2 separate regions of the Homo sapiens genome follow, and region 1 is linked to region 2. A link is a loop called in an ENCODE intact Hi-C map of the cell type or tissue named here. Cell type or tissue: heart right ventricle. All regions are shown on one strand. Links, peaks and the distances in the headings refer to the core of each region. The heading gives the core; the rest is flanking DNA. Region 1 has its middle 26 kb from the start of TRIM24. Region 2 holds the start of MIR10399 (microRNA 10399).

Region 1 (6,543 bases), core at 1,347-5,346, 610 kb after region 2:
CAGCTACTCAGGAGGCTGAGTCATGAGAATCACTTGAACTCAGGAGTTGGAGGTTGCAATGAGCTGAGATTGCACCACTGCACTCCAACATGGGCCCCAGAATAAGACTCTCTCTCAAAAAAAAAAAAAAAAAAAAAAGAAGAAGAAGAGACATTTAAGCCTCTATTAGTTTAGTTATGAGTTAGAACGATATGACAATTTCCGTGGCTCAAATAATATCAAGTTTACTTCTCCGTCATATAACGTAGACCTGGGTGGGGCCACAGCTCCACTTCTCCATCATTCAAGGCAACCGGAACACCTCGCATACCCAGAGATTATACAAGTATTCATCTTGAAGATTTTCTAATGTATATATTTTAATAGGTAACACATTCTTACGGTTTAAAGATTAAAATACAACAAGAAAGCTAGACAGTGAAAAATCTTGCTACTTCCCATAGTCCCATCTATCTCATTAACTTCATGACCCTCTTTCTCTCCTGGAAAATCTACTGTAAACTCATTAAAGAATGGGAGGAAAATACAGATAACATATCAGTATTATTTTAAAAATAGTTTTGACCTCACAGACCCCCTGAAATGGCATCAGGGACCATTAGGGTTTCTCACACCACATTTTGAGAACCACTGCCCCACCCCAAGACTAGCAGGTAGAAAACTTTTCCAAAAACCTAGTTGAGAGCCAGGCAGGGTGACAGGTACCTGTTTGTTGATGTGGGAGGATCCCTTGAGCCCAGTAGTACTTGACCAGTCTAGGCAACATAGCAAAAACCTGCATCTTTAAGAAAAAACATTTTTTTACCCTTCAAAGCTACGACTTCTAGAAAATAAAAAGAAAAAAAAAAGGAAAAACATTTTTTAATTAAAAAAAGCCAATTGAACTGCTTGATTTATTAAATAACCATATATTTATTTAGAGATTTAGAATTTTTATAATACTTTCCGTGTGACTGTTTCACAGTATTATTTATTTTTAAATTTAACCACTATGGAAGCTTGGAATAAAGAATAATGGCTCCCAGCTGGGTGCGGTGGCTCATGCTTGTAATCACAGCACTTTGGGAGGTTGAGATGAGTGGATCTCCTGAAATCAGGAGTTCGAGACCAGCCTGGCTAACATGGTGAAACTCCGTTTCTACTAAAAATACAAAAATTAGCCAGGCATGGTGGTGCATGCCTGTAATCCCAGCTACTCGAGAGTCTGAGGCAGAAGAATCACTTGAACCAGGGAGGTGGAGGCTGCAGTGAGCCGAGATCATGCCATTGTACTCCAGCCTGGGCAACAAGAGCAAAACTCCGTCTAAAAAAAAAATAAATAATAATAATAATAATAATAATAATGGCTCCCACAGCTCTACCCACCTCTTACTCTCCTCCTTATGGTAACCATGGTAACAGTTGTTGTACATACTTCCAGGGTATTTTTCTCTGCATATGTATTCATATACACATGTGCACTTGGAGCCTGGGGTTTGTCTTCCCCAACCCAACACACACACACACACACACACACACACATAGAATTGTGCTATATATATTTTTTCTGTGACTTACCCCTTTTACTTTACAGTCTGAAGATTTCTTCATATTTTTGCACATAAATATACCTTATTCTTTTGCACAATCATGTAATATAATAACAACTCTGTGACATGAACATTTTATTATTTCCGAAGGTGGGGAAGGGAAGGAAAACCAAATTTGTTCTTACTTTCATATAGATGACTAGTGGTACCAACCACATTCATTAAATGGCTCATCTGTTTCTCTGTAATTTGAAATGCCACCTGTAGCTTATATCAGATTTCCATATATGCATGTGTCTCCCTTTTATTTATTGATTTGTCTATTCTTAAATACACTTCTAATTTATGCATCTTTATTATATAGTATTTCAGTCTAAGAGGCTACATCTACTCTGTTGTATTTCTCTTTTCAGATTATTTAGACTGGTCTTGAATGTTTACTATTCCAAATACACTTTGCAATTAGTTTTTCAAGTTCTATTTAAAAAACCTAATTGTGATTTTTAAAAATGAAATTGCATTTTTTTGAATAGAAATACATGGACTTAATGCAAAATTCTAAGTGTATACAAGCATACCATTGTTAGATATGAGTTCTAAATTTCTCTTCAGAGAATCAATGTCAGTATGTTCAATTCTTTGCCTTCTACTTTTAAACTTAACTTCCTCATAAAGCAACCTTTTTCGATCACGTGCTCTACCCTGACTCATTCCAATTACCTGCTTCACCCTGACTCATTCCGATTACCTGCTCATCCTCCAGCCCAACTCATTTCTATTTCCTGCTCTGCCATAACCATTTTTCCTGCCAAATCACTCACCCTGTCACCCTCTTTAAATTAGCCAATCGGAATTAGTTTAGCCTGTGCAGTCTAACCCTAGCCAATAGGGGAAGGACACAGCAGCAGAGGCCACGCACGTCAGGAATAAGACCCCCTTCCCCTCCCTTGTCCAGGCGTGCGCTCACCATTGCTCCATCTGTGAAGGCGCACCCTTCTATAGAAGAATATTGCCTTGCTGAGCAGAAAAATTTTATATTTGAGTGCTATTTCTTTTGCGGCAATGAAACTTTATTTATAACACCTGTTCACTGCATATGTGCATACTATTGAGAAAGCAGTCATGGCAGGTGGCATGCAGATGCTAATGGTTGCTAAAATATTAACTCATGATCTTTATGTCACTAGTCTGGGTCATCACCATTAATTCTACCTTTGAGGACCTCTAGAATTAGGTTGTAACTGTATTTTGACTCATTCTTATTTTTATTATAGTTAATTGTATATACAATTGTATCTCTCTCCCCAACACAAGTATGGGCTTCCCAGAGACAGCATTTGTGTTGATTTCTCTTTGTATTCTAGTGCCAAGGATGTAGACCAGAGCCTTGGGATGGTATTAAGGAGAGAAAAAGAGTTGGTTTTGATGTGTGAGAGGGTAACCTATATTAAGACTGGGCTCCACTGAGAGTAGACACTGAAAATAGAAAACAATTGTCATTTAAAATATGCAAACAAGTCTCGGCCTGCTAGAGGGAAAGCCTTGATTTACATGGAGGTCAACCATCTCTGAGTTCTAAGAAAACCATTCTCATTTTGCTTTAGTTGTGCAAATGTGAATGAAGACACTTTCTAAAGTGAAGGTGTGGTCTAAGGGCTAAAGTGCTCTTCAGGGTTCTATAACTTTTGTCTTAATGCAGACAGAATTGTATATCTAAATATTCTTCCCTTGAGACTCTCATGTAGAGAAATGCTTGTTTCCTAGACTCAGACTGCCCCATGCAATTGCTTCTGCTTACTCTTGGGCGTTGTCCATAGTTAAATCCTTTATTGTGTTGGTTACTCACAGAAAATCAGTGGCACCGAACATTGCTGAAATGATGTTCAGGCCTGGTCATCCCTTCATGCTGGAGGAAAAACTGCCAAAAAAGCACTACACTTGTCACCGGTGGCAGGTGTCCAGGTTCTTGGTGTCTTGAACAAAGAATTGGACAAACTCACAAACGAAGCAAGGAAGGAATGAAGGGATTTAATGAATATGAAAGTACACTCCACAGTGTGGGAGTGGGTCAAGCATAGGGGCTCAAGCGTCTTGTTACAGAATTTTTGGAGTTTATATACCCTGTACTTGGAATATGCCTTATGTAAATGAAGAGAATGACAAAGTTATTTACTCAGCCTACACCCTATGGAGAGGATATTTCCTGTCATAGCTGAAGTGGGAATTGGCCTTATATTTCCTGCCTCCAGACGCTATTTTCCTGCCTCACACTGATCGTGCTACATGACATAGACTGGATTGTTGACAGCACATCATTTAATTCAAGACTGAATATCCCATATTTGATAACAACAACAAAAAGATTAGAGTCAAGTGAACTTGGTAATAATTTCTTCTTTCTTTAGATTGAAACTAGAGGAAGCTCTTTTTGGGGATATGATCCATTTCCCACAATATATAACGAATTCAGAATCAATCCTTCCTTCCCTTCTTCCCTCCCTCTCTCCCTCCTTCCCTTCCTCCCTCCCTCTCTCCCTCCTTCCCTTCTTCCCTTCCTTCCTCCCTCCCTTCCTCCCTTTCTTCTTTCTTTCCTCCCTCCCTCCCTTCCTCCCTTCCTTCCTTTCTTTTTTTGAGATAGTGTCTCACTCTGTCGCCCAGGCTGGGGTGCAATGGTTGAATAACGACTCACTGTAGCCTTGACTTCCCCTGCCCCAGGCAATCCTTCCACCTGAGTAGCTGGGACCACAGGCATGTGCCACCATGCCCAGCAAATTTTTGGTGTTTGTTTTGTTTTGTTTTGTTTTTGTTTTTTTTGGTTTTTGTTTGTTTGTTTGTTTGTTTGTTTTGTAGAGATGGGGTTTCACCAAGTTGCCCAGGCTGTTCTCCAACTTTTGGGATCAGGCAGTCCTTTCACCTTGGCCTCCCAAAATGCTGGGATTACATGCTCATTGTGAGCCACTGTGCCGGTCCCAGAATTTTTCTTTCTCTTCTTGTAATTTTCAAAAACTATCATACACACTACAGTGAGCTCTCCCTTAAAAACATTCAATATACTCTATTCTTACTCCCTTTTCATTTTCTTTATCTCATTCATCTTAGTTTAATGGTTAGTTTTCTTCTCTCTGGACCTGTTTTTTTATTTTATTTTATTTTATTTTTTCTGCCAATACTTCTACCTTTTGGAGATTCATAGCTATTTTGCATTTGAACTGCTTTTTAAATAAAACTATAACACAAAAAAAACTTTGGGACAAATGAAGGCTAAACACAAGAAGACCTTAAAACAACTTGAAGAATCTCTGTCACTTAATGCACATAGAAACATTGACAAAACAAAAGTCAAACATAGCATACAATTCAAATGTACTGCATGCAATATTCTCTAACTAGAAACTGTCATGCCAAGGTCATCTGTGGGTGGGTCTTTGAAACCATAAGCTCAAAATATTCTCATAGGATATTTAGTTAGTATATTTTTGAGTGAAAAGTCATTGTTTTTAAGGAGTTAGAAAAGGAGCATTTTGGCCATTATGGTAAAAAGTTAGTCGAATAGTTGCTGTGGGTTAAGAACGATAAAAACCAAAAAAATTAAGTCTGATGTCTGAAAATTTTATTCTGAAATCATCAAGTATTTATTAAAGTCTTGTTAAATGTTTCAGTGAGGCTTAGTGCTGTGGCTCATGCCTGTAATCCTAGCACTTTGGGGGGCTGAGGAAAGAGGGTCACTTGAACCTGGGAGGTGGAAGCCGCAGTGATCTGTGATCCTGCTACTTCACTCCAGTCTGGGTGACAGAGGAGAACCTGTCTCTAAAAAAAAGGAAAGAAAGAAAGAAAAAGAAAAACAAAGTGTTTCCACCAAGTCTTAGCTATCATCATTGGGAAAGGAAGGAAATGTGCACACCTGCAGTTGGGACTAGGCAGCAAGAAAGAAGGGAAAGCTGTTAAGAACCCATAGAATAAGAAGGCATCCTAAAAGCTTCTGCTGCTTCTTTTTTTTTTTTTTTTTTTTCTTGATACAGGGTCTCACTCTGTTGCCCAAGGGTGTGATCTCAGCAGTAATCAACTCACTGCAACCTCCACTTCCTGGACTCAAGCCATCCCACCTCAGCCTCCTAAGTAGTTGGGACCACAAGAACATGACACCATGCCTGTTTTTTTGTTTTGTTTTGTTTTGTTTTTTAGAGACAGGATGGACAGAGTCTTGCTCTGTCACCCAGGTTGGAGTGCAGTGGCACAATCATAGCTCACTGCAACCTCAAACTCCAGGGCTCAAGCACTCCTCTTGCCTCCGCCTCCCAAAAGTACCAAGATTACAGGCACAAGCCACCATGCTGGGCCAATTCTAAAAGCTTCTAAAGGAAGGAAAAACAAACAAACAAACAAACAAACAAACCAGGTCATAGATATAGAACTAAGAATCAGAATGAAACCAAACTTCTGAACAGCCACACAGAAAGCTAGAGACAATGGGGAAAAGCCTTCAGAATTAGGAGAAAAAATCATTACCAACCCTGAACATTTTTCTGTATTATTCAAATGATTTTTAAAGAGATAATACCAGTGCATAGCTCTATGATCATATTGAGAGAGGAGAAAGGAATAAACCGGTCAGGCAGGCAGTTAGGGTGGGTCCTCAGCTGAATTCTTTCAAACAAAAGAACAGCCTGAAAAATCAAGCAGCAGGCACAGATAAGGGAACTTGCACAGGGGGGACTTGCCTAAGACATGCCCACAGCCACACAGATAAGAAAGACTACACAGCTGACTTGCCTAGACGTGTCTGCAATGGAAAATTCTGTCTGCTGACACATGTGCAGTAAGGGGAACAAAGCAATATGGAGTAACTCAAGCTAAGGGCTCACAGGTGCATTAGGAGGTTGGTGTGGAGCTACCAGAAATTTGCATCTTATGCAAATGAGATGCCCTGCCCCCATCAGTTTCTGATAAAAGCCTTTGCATTCAACTGTAAAAACGGCAACCCTCTTTTGGGCTCCCTCTCCACTGCAGAGAGGCT
Region 2 (6,057 bases), core at 1-4,000:
CGGAGATGAAATTTGTTTCCTGGTGAGCACAGAATCAGAACAAAGAACAATATCCCAAAGAGGCCCTGTGTCTACCAGGAGCTTCTTTTTCCAAATGTAATGGATTATGTGGAATTGTAGTGCCATCGGTTTTTACTTAGAGCCCTTGACGTGCTTGGACCAATATTTCCTTCCTTCTTATGAACCAGGTTTTTCCTTCTGATTTTCCCTTTTCAACATTCCTTACCAGTCACCAAAGTTTCCTGTTATAATTTCTTTTAGCAGACAAGTTATAAGTCAGATTTAATTAGCATCAGAGTTGATTTTATATTAGTCAGATTTTGGATCATCACAGAGATCTCCACAACTCCTTGGCTTAAACAGCTCCACCGGTAAAAAAAAAAAAAAAAAAAAAAAAAAAAAATAGTTTTTTTAGAGTAGAGTTATTTTCTGGGAGAGTTACTACAAATGCTTATTCTCATTGACTTATTTCTTTCATGGTAACTTTCGTTTTGGAGTGTTCATTTTCTGAACTTGACCCTCACATTGTAGGGGTGCAGTTTGTCCAACTCTTTCCAACAGCCCATTAGACACCACTAGCTGGATATTTCACAGGCATCTTTGATTCAATATGTCCAAAGTGGAACTCTCCATCTACCTCCCTCACATGAACCTGTTCCTCTCTCAGGATCTGTATGTAAGTGAAAAGCATCACCATCTACCCATTGGCTCAAGCAGAAATCTGGAAGTCATCTTTGACTCCTTCCTCTCCCTCCTGATAAACATCTAAGCAGTTTCTAAGTCTAGTTTTACCTCTTAAATATCTCTGTTCCCTTCTAAGTTGTTTGCTGTGTTTTCTTCAGAGCAAGAAGGTTATATTTTTTAAAATTTACTTAGTAATGCACATTCAAAACACACATCAAGTCTTCAGGATAAAGTTCAAAACCGCTGTCATGGCCCCATGTGATCTCTCCCTCCCCTACCCCTCTATCATTTAGTTTCTTCTGCGCAAGCCACTCTGGCTTCCTTTCAGTTTTGTGGTTCCCATTTTTAGCTAGTTCAGTGGTTTTCAATGGGCATTTCTGCCTTTTTTTTTCTAAACGACAAATAGAAATACATCTTCTTTATTATCCTCCAAATCCAATTCAGAGGTAATATGCTCCACCTACACACAATTTTAGAAATAAATTAAAAATTAAATAAAACTAATATGAACATAAAGAGGAAATAAAAGGTACCTAACTTGGGCACAGCTGTAACTGAAGACCTAATGAAGTAGTCAGATGCTTACAACTATTTATAATGCATCAATTTGAACTTAGAAGGTAGGAGATCAGATCATATGTGGGAAAATGTAAAAGCAGGGATATCAGTGGGCATTAGAATAAAAACTAGGGATACAATAACTTCTTTGCATATGACAATACTTATTTGTATATAAGAGAAAGAACGAAATAACCTTTATTGAAATAAAGATACTATGCAAGAAAATGTACAGTTGTCGAAGTGGAGAAAATGAGGATATATTCTTGCAGACGAGCTATAGGTCATACATGAATGTCTAGTGAGACATTCAAAATTCGTATAGGGTGCAGAGTAATTTCTTATTGTGAGGAACTGTCCAATGTATTGCAAGATGTTCTGCATACTTGGCTCTCACATACTAAATGCTAGTAGCGCCCCCACCCCCACGCCCAGTCACGGTGACAACCACAAACCCTATCAGATCTATTCACCTTTTTCAGAGCAGATATTTTGTAACATTCTCTTTGCTGACCTGAAATGACTCATAGATAATACAATCTACTTACACACATGAATTTCTTAAAAAAATCAATTTAATGCCCTAACTCTCTTATTAAGGAGAAATAGAAAAGAAGAAATTTATAATGAAAAGAAGATGAATTTCATTATGTAAACGCTCAGGCATGACTACGCTGTTTGAAACAGACAGATGTTTACTCTTCCTTGTAATGAGTAGGTTTGGATTTAAGAGCCGATTAGAGGCTACTTCCTGTAAACAAGTACAGGAAAATGAAACTAGACGGGTGGGGGACACTAGAATGAAAACCAGTGTTAGGGTAAAGACAAAACAGACTATGTACATAATCTGTATATGGGAAAAGAAAGAGCGAAATTACCTTACTTAAGGATAATAGGACAAGACAAATTACAGATTGTCTCAGAGAAAACAAATGAGTTACTCTCTCGGACAAGCTGTAGGTCCTACCTAAATGTCCAGCAGGACATTAGACAGTCGTACAGGGTACAGAATAATTCTTCGTTGTGTGGCACTAACCCACACACTGCAGGACATCGTTCTCCCTGGCTGCATCCACTCAGTGCTGGGAGTAGTCCCCAGTTATTATGAAACCACCAATAACCCACTGACCACAGTGAGAACCACTGATTTTTTCCACTGACCTACTGAATATCTAGCATCCTTAGATTGGCTCAACTGTTACTTTCCTAAGGAGTCCTTCTACAGAATAGGTCAGATCTTGGCCTCCCAAACCCCTTATTTTTAAAATACTTTGCGCCTTGCTTTGATAATTTGTATTATGTATCCAAACTGAAATTATCTGCTTTCTGCATTAGAATGTAAGCCCCCTGAGGGTTGAGTCAGTCTGTCTTGTTTGCTGTGCCACGCCTGATGCCCAGCCCAGCAGCATGCTTTGTACACTGATATATTGGGTAAATTTTGTTGAATAAATTAAGCTCAACTATTTGTATTTCAATAGTTGAGTTGTATTGCTTCCTGTTCTTCAAGCTTAATTTGAACTGTCTAATAAAAAGAAGTAATTAATTTGGTTCTACTGCCTTTATTTGATCTATTTCTAGGTATCTCCCAAAACATCATCAACTGCAGACACCAGTTATTCAATGGGAGAGAGATGATGTGTTTTGCCCCTTCCAGCTTTATCATTCCAGGGTTCGATGACCAAGTCACCTGGGCAAGGCACAGTGGTGGTGATGGCCCCCACATCTTTTGTCTGGGGATTTAGAGAGGGAAGGGTTGAAAGCTGCTAACACACCTTTCTTCCTTTAGTCTCGGGGGTGTGAACAGGGCCAGGCTGAGACACAAAAGTTAAAAATATAAATGGTGATAAGCAGAATTACCCTATCAGCCATTCCTTCTCCAAAAGCCCTTCTCTACTCATTATTTTCTTCTCTTTTTTTTTTTTTTTTTTTTGAGATGGAGTCTCACTCTGTCACCCAGGCTGGAGTGCAGTGGCGCAATCTCAGCTCGATGCAACCTCTGCCTCCTGAGTTCAAGCAATTCTCCTGCCTCAGCCTCCTGAGTAGCTGGGATTATAGGCGCCCGCCACCATACCCGGCTAGTTTTTGTATTTTTAGTATAGGTGGGGTTTCACCATGTTGGCCAGGCTGGTCTTGAATTCCTGACCTAAGGTGATACACCTGCCTTGGCCTCCCAAAGTGCTGGGATTACAGGTGTGAGCATCTCACCCGGCCTCATTATCTTTTTTAATCACAAAGCTTTCAGTGGAGAGGGAGCAGGGAGGAGGGAAATGGAGAGGGAGAGCAAGTTCTATGGCAGCAGAGATTTGATAAAGTGAAGGTAAAACTACCATTTGACTTGGACCTCAATATAAATAAAGCAAGGTGTAGCAAAGTCATTGCTGTCAAAGCACCTGGATTGAAACACACAAAAATGCTATCAAACCAAGCATGAGCAGATCCTGGAGTTTTTTTATTTATTTTTTTTATGAGTTTGTTTACGTTGTCATAGTGCGCTAGTTTCCGGTGGACTCCTCAGTCCAGCATTTGGTAGAAATGAAGCTATGGCCGGGTGCAGTGGCTCACGCCTGTAATCCCAGCACTTTGGGAGGCTGAGGCGGGTGGATCACGAGGTCAAGAGATCGAGACCATCCTGGCCAACATGGTGAAACCCCGTCTCTACTAAAAAGACAAAAATTAGCTGGGCATGGTGGTACACACCTGTAGTCCCAGGTACTTGGGAGGCTGAGGCAGGAGAATCGCTTGAACCGGGTAGGTGGAGGCTGCAGTGAGTCAAGACTGCGCCACTGCACTCCAGCCTGGGTGACAGAGCAAGACTCTGTCTCAAAAAGAAAAAAAAAAAGAAAAAAGAAATGAAGCTAAATAACAACCACTTTCCACTCATACCCTCATACCTTAGCTACTATAAAGAGAACTGCCATGAAACGCAATACTTAGTTGAGTGCTAAGCATGTGTGTCTGGGGCCATGGGGCCATGTTCTGAGACATGTCTTGGAAAGAGTTCAGGGGATAACAGGCAGGTTTCATTTAGAAGGTTAAGACCAGAGCGGATGAATTTATAACAGTGATATCAGTGCATGTCCCCAGAGTGACTTGCTCCAAAGCTCGTGCTACAGATGTGTGCCTGAGTGACCATAAGCTTGAGAATGAGCTTCAGAATCAGAGTGGCAGGAGACATCAGAACGTTCCAGGAAGTGCTTAAGCCTTAAAAGCTCCAATCCTAAAATACCACCCCCAACCTCAACCTCCTGTTTTCTCTTTTTCATTCCCTTGTGAACCTGCCCGGCATCTAATGTCACCCTCTTCTTCCTGAAAAATCCACATGCTTCAATAAACAGTCTGCTCTGGGATCTTTCCTTTTTACCCCTCTATGCACTTCCCCATGAATGGTCTTATTTATTCCCAGATCCAAGTGTCACACACTCTGAATCCAGGATCTATACCTCTGCTGAGGAGTCAGATAAGCTGTGCAGTGTCACGGCTACTGAGTAAGAGAACCAAGATTCTAAACCCGGAAGTTCAGGTGCAGAGTCTGCAGGTTAAGTGTGTATCTGTAGGAACAGTCTCTACCTCTTCCCTCTCACCTCCCCACCCTTCCCCCATTAACTCCTGCATTTGCTCTTGGAGTCTTCTCCACACTCTGCCTCATAGTCTTCCTCTCCACTCAAAATCCTCCCTTTTCCTTCAGTGTTCACTGTGGTCAACCCATGCAACACCCCTAGCCTTAGATGTCATTAACACCTGTCTTCACTGTCCTCACTATTCGGGGTACCAATATCCATCACCCCACTGTCATCAGTCAGAATTACTCTAGAACTGCTTTTTTTTTTTTTGAGATGGAGTCTCGCTCTGCCGCCCAGGCTGGAGAGCAATGGCGTGATCTCAGCTCACTGCAACCTCTGCCTCCAGGGTTCGAGCGATTCTCCTGCCTCAGCCACCCAAGTAGCTGAGATTACAGGCGCCTGCCACCACGCTCGGCTAATTTTTAGTAGAGATTGGGTTTCGACATGTTGGCCAGGCTGGTCTTGAATTCCTGACCTCAACTGATCCTCCTGCCTCAGCCTCCCAAAGTGCTGGGATTACAGGCACGAATCACTGCAAATGGCCTAGAACTGCTGTTTCTGAAATCCCAAACCTCTATATTCTACCTCTGACCCCAGCCTGCTTTTGAGCTCTCTGGCCCTCCTACATTTCGTACGTCGTCTTTCTCTGCTCACATATAGCCCCTTGCTGTCTTCACTCCTCCCTTACCTAGTCTCCAGCCCATTGTTCAGCCCCTGACCACTCTTTCTTTTCTTCTTTTTTTTTTTTTTGAAACGGCGCCTCACTCTGTCTCCTAGGCTGGAGTGCAGTGGTGTGATCTCAACTCACTGCAGCCTCCGCTTCCCAGGTTCAAGTGATTCTCCCACCTGAGCCTCCTGAGTAGCTGAGATTACAGGTACCCACTGCCATCCTGGCTAATTTTTAGTAGAGATGGGGTTTCAATATGTTGGCCAGGCTGGTCTCGAACTCCTGACCTCAAGTGATCCTCCTGCCTCGGCCTTCCAAAGTGCTAGGATTACAGGCGTGTGCCACCACACCTGGCTAATTTTTGTAATTTTGGGTAGAGACAGGGTTTCACCACTTTGCTAAGGCTGGTTTTGAATCCCCGACCTCAGGTGATCCACCTGCCTCAGCCTCCCAAAGTGGCGGGATTACAGGCATGAGCCACTGCACCCAGCCCCCTGATCACTCTTTCAATTCATACCTCAATCATCTAGAACCTTTGACCTTAAGTCTCACCCACTGGCAAAACCTAAAAGTGAATCAATCAAATTC

Evidence for each region. A loop is a pair of places that touch in the nucleus more often than their neighbours do. Peaks named below come from ENCODE experiments on the same cell type or tissue, not always from the same donor. Only the 100,000 strongest peaks of a DNase experiment are listed, where the experiment ranks them.
Region 1: it touches region 2 in a loop (6-fold over the local background); 1 of 110 quality-filtered maps calls a loop at or near these places.

What each region holds. Positions count from the first base shown.
Region 1 is chr7:138,431,443-138,437,985 of GRCh38, reverse strand. No RefSeq gene overlaps it. Among named protein-coding and RNA genes, the nearest start is that of TRIM24, 26 kb to the left of the region's middle. RefSeq lists enhancers at 3,544-4,076, 4,077-4,609. In heart right ventricle, for the core only: no CTCF peak of the experiment used is centred there; no DNase peak of the experiment used is centred there.
Region 2 is chr7:139,040,248-139,046,304 of GRCh38, reverse strand. ZC3HAV1 (zinc finger CCCH-type containing, antiviral 1) reads left to right here. Exons shown (of 13, transcript NM_020119.4): 13 at 1-2,790. It overlaps MIR10399 (microRNA 10399), which reads left to right and starts at 2,148; the gene lies at 2,148-2,205. In heart right ventricle, for the core only: no CTCF peak of the experiment used is centred there; a DNase peak (open chromatin) is centred at 1,675; H3K27ac peaks cover 1,731 bases.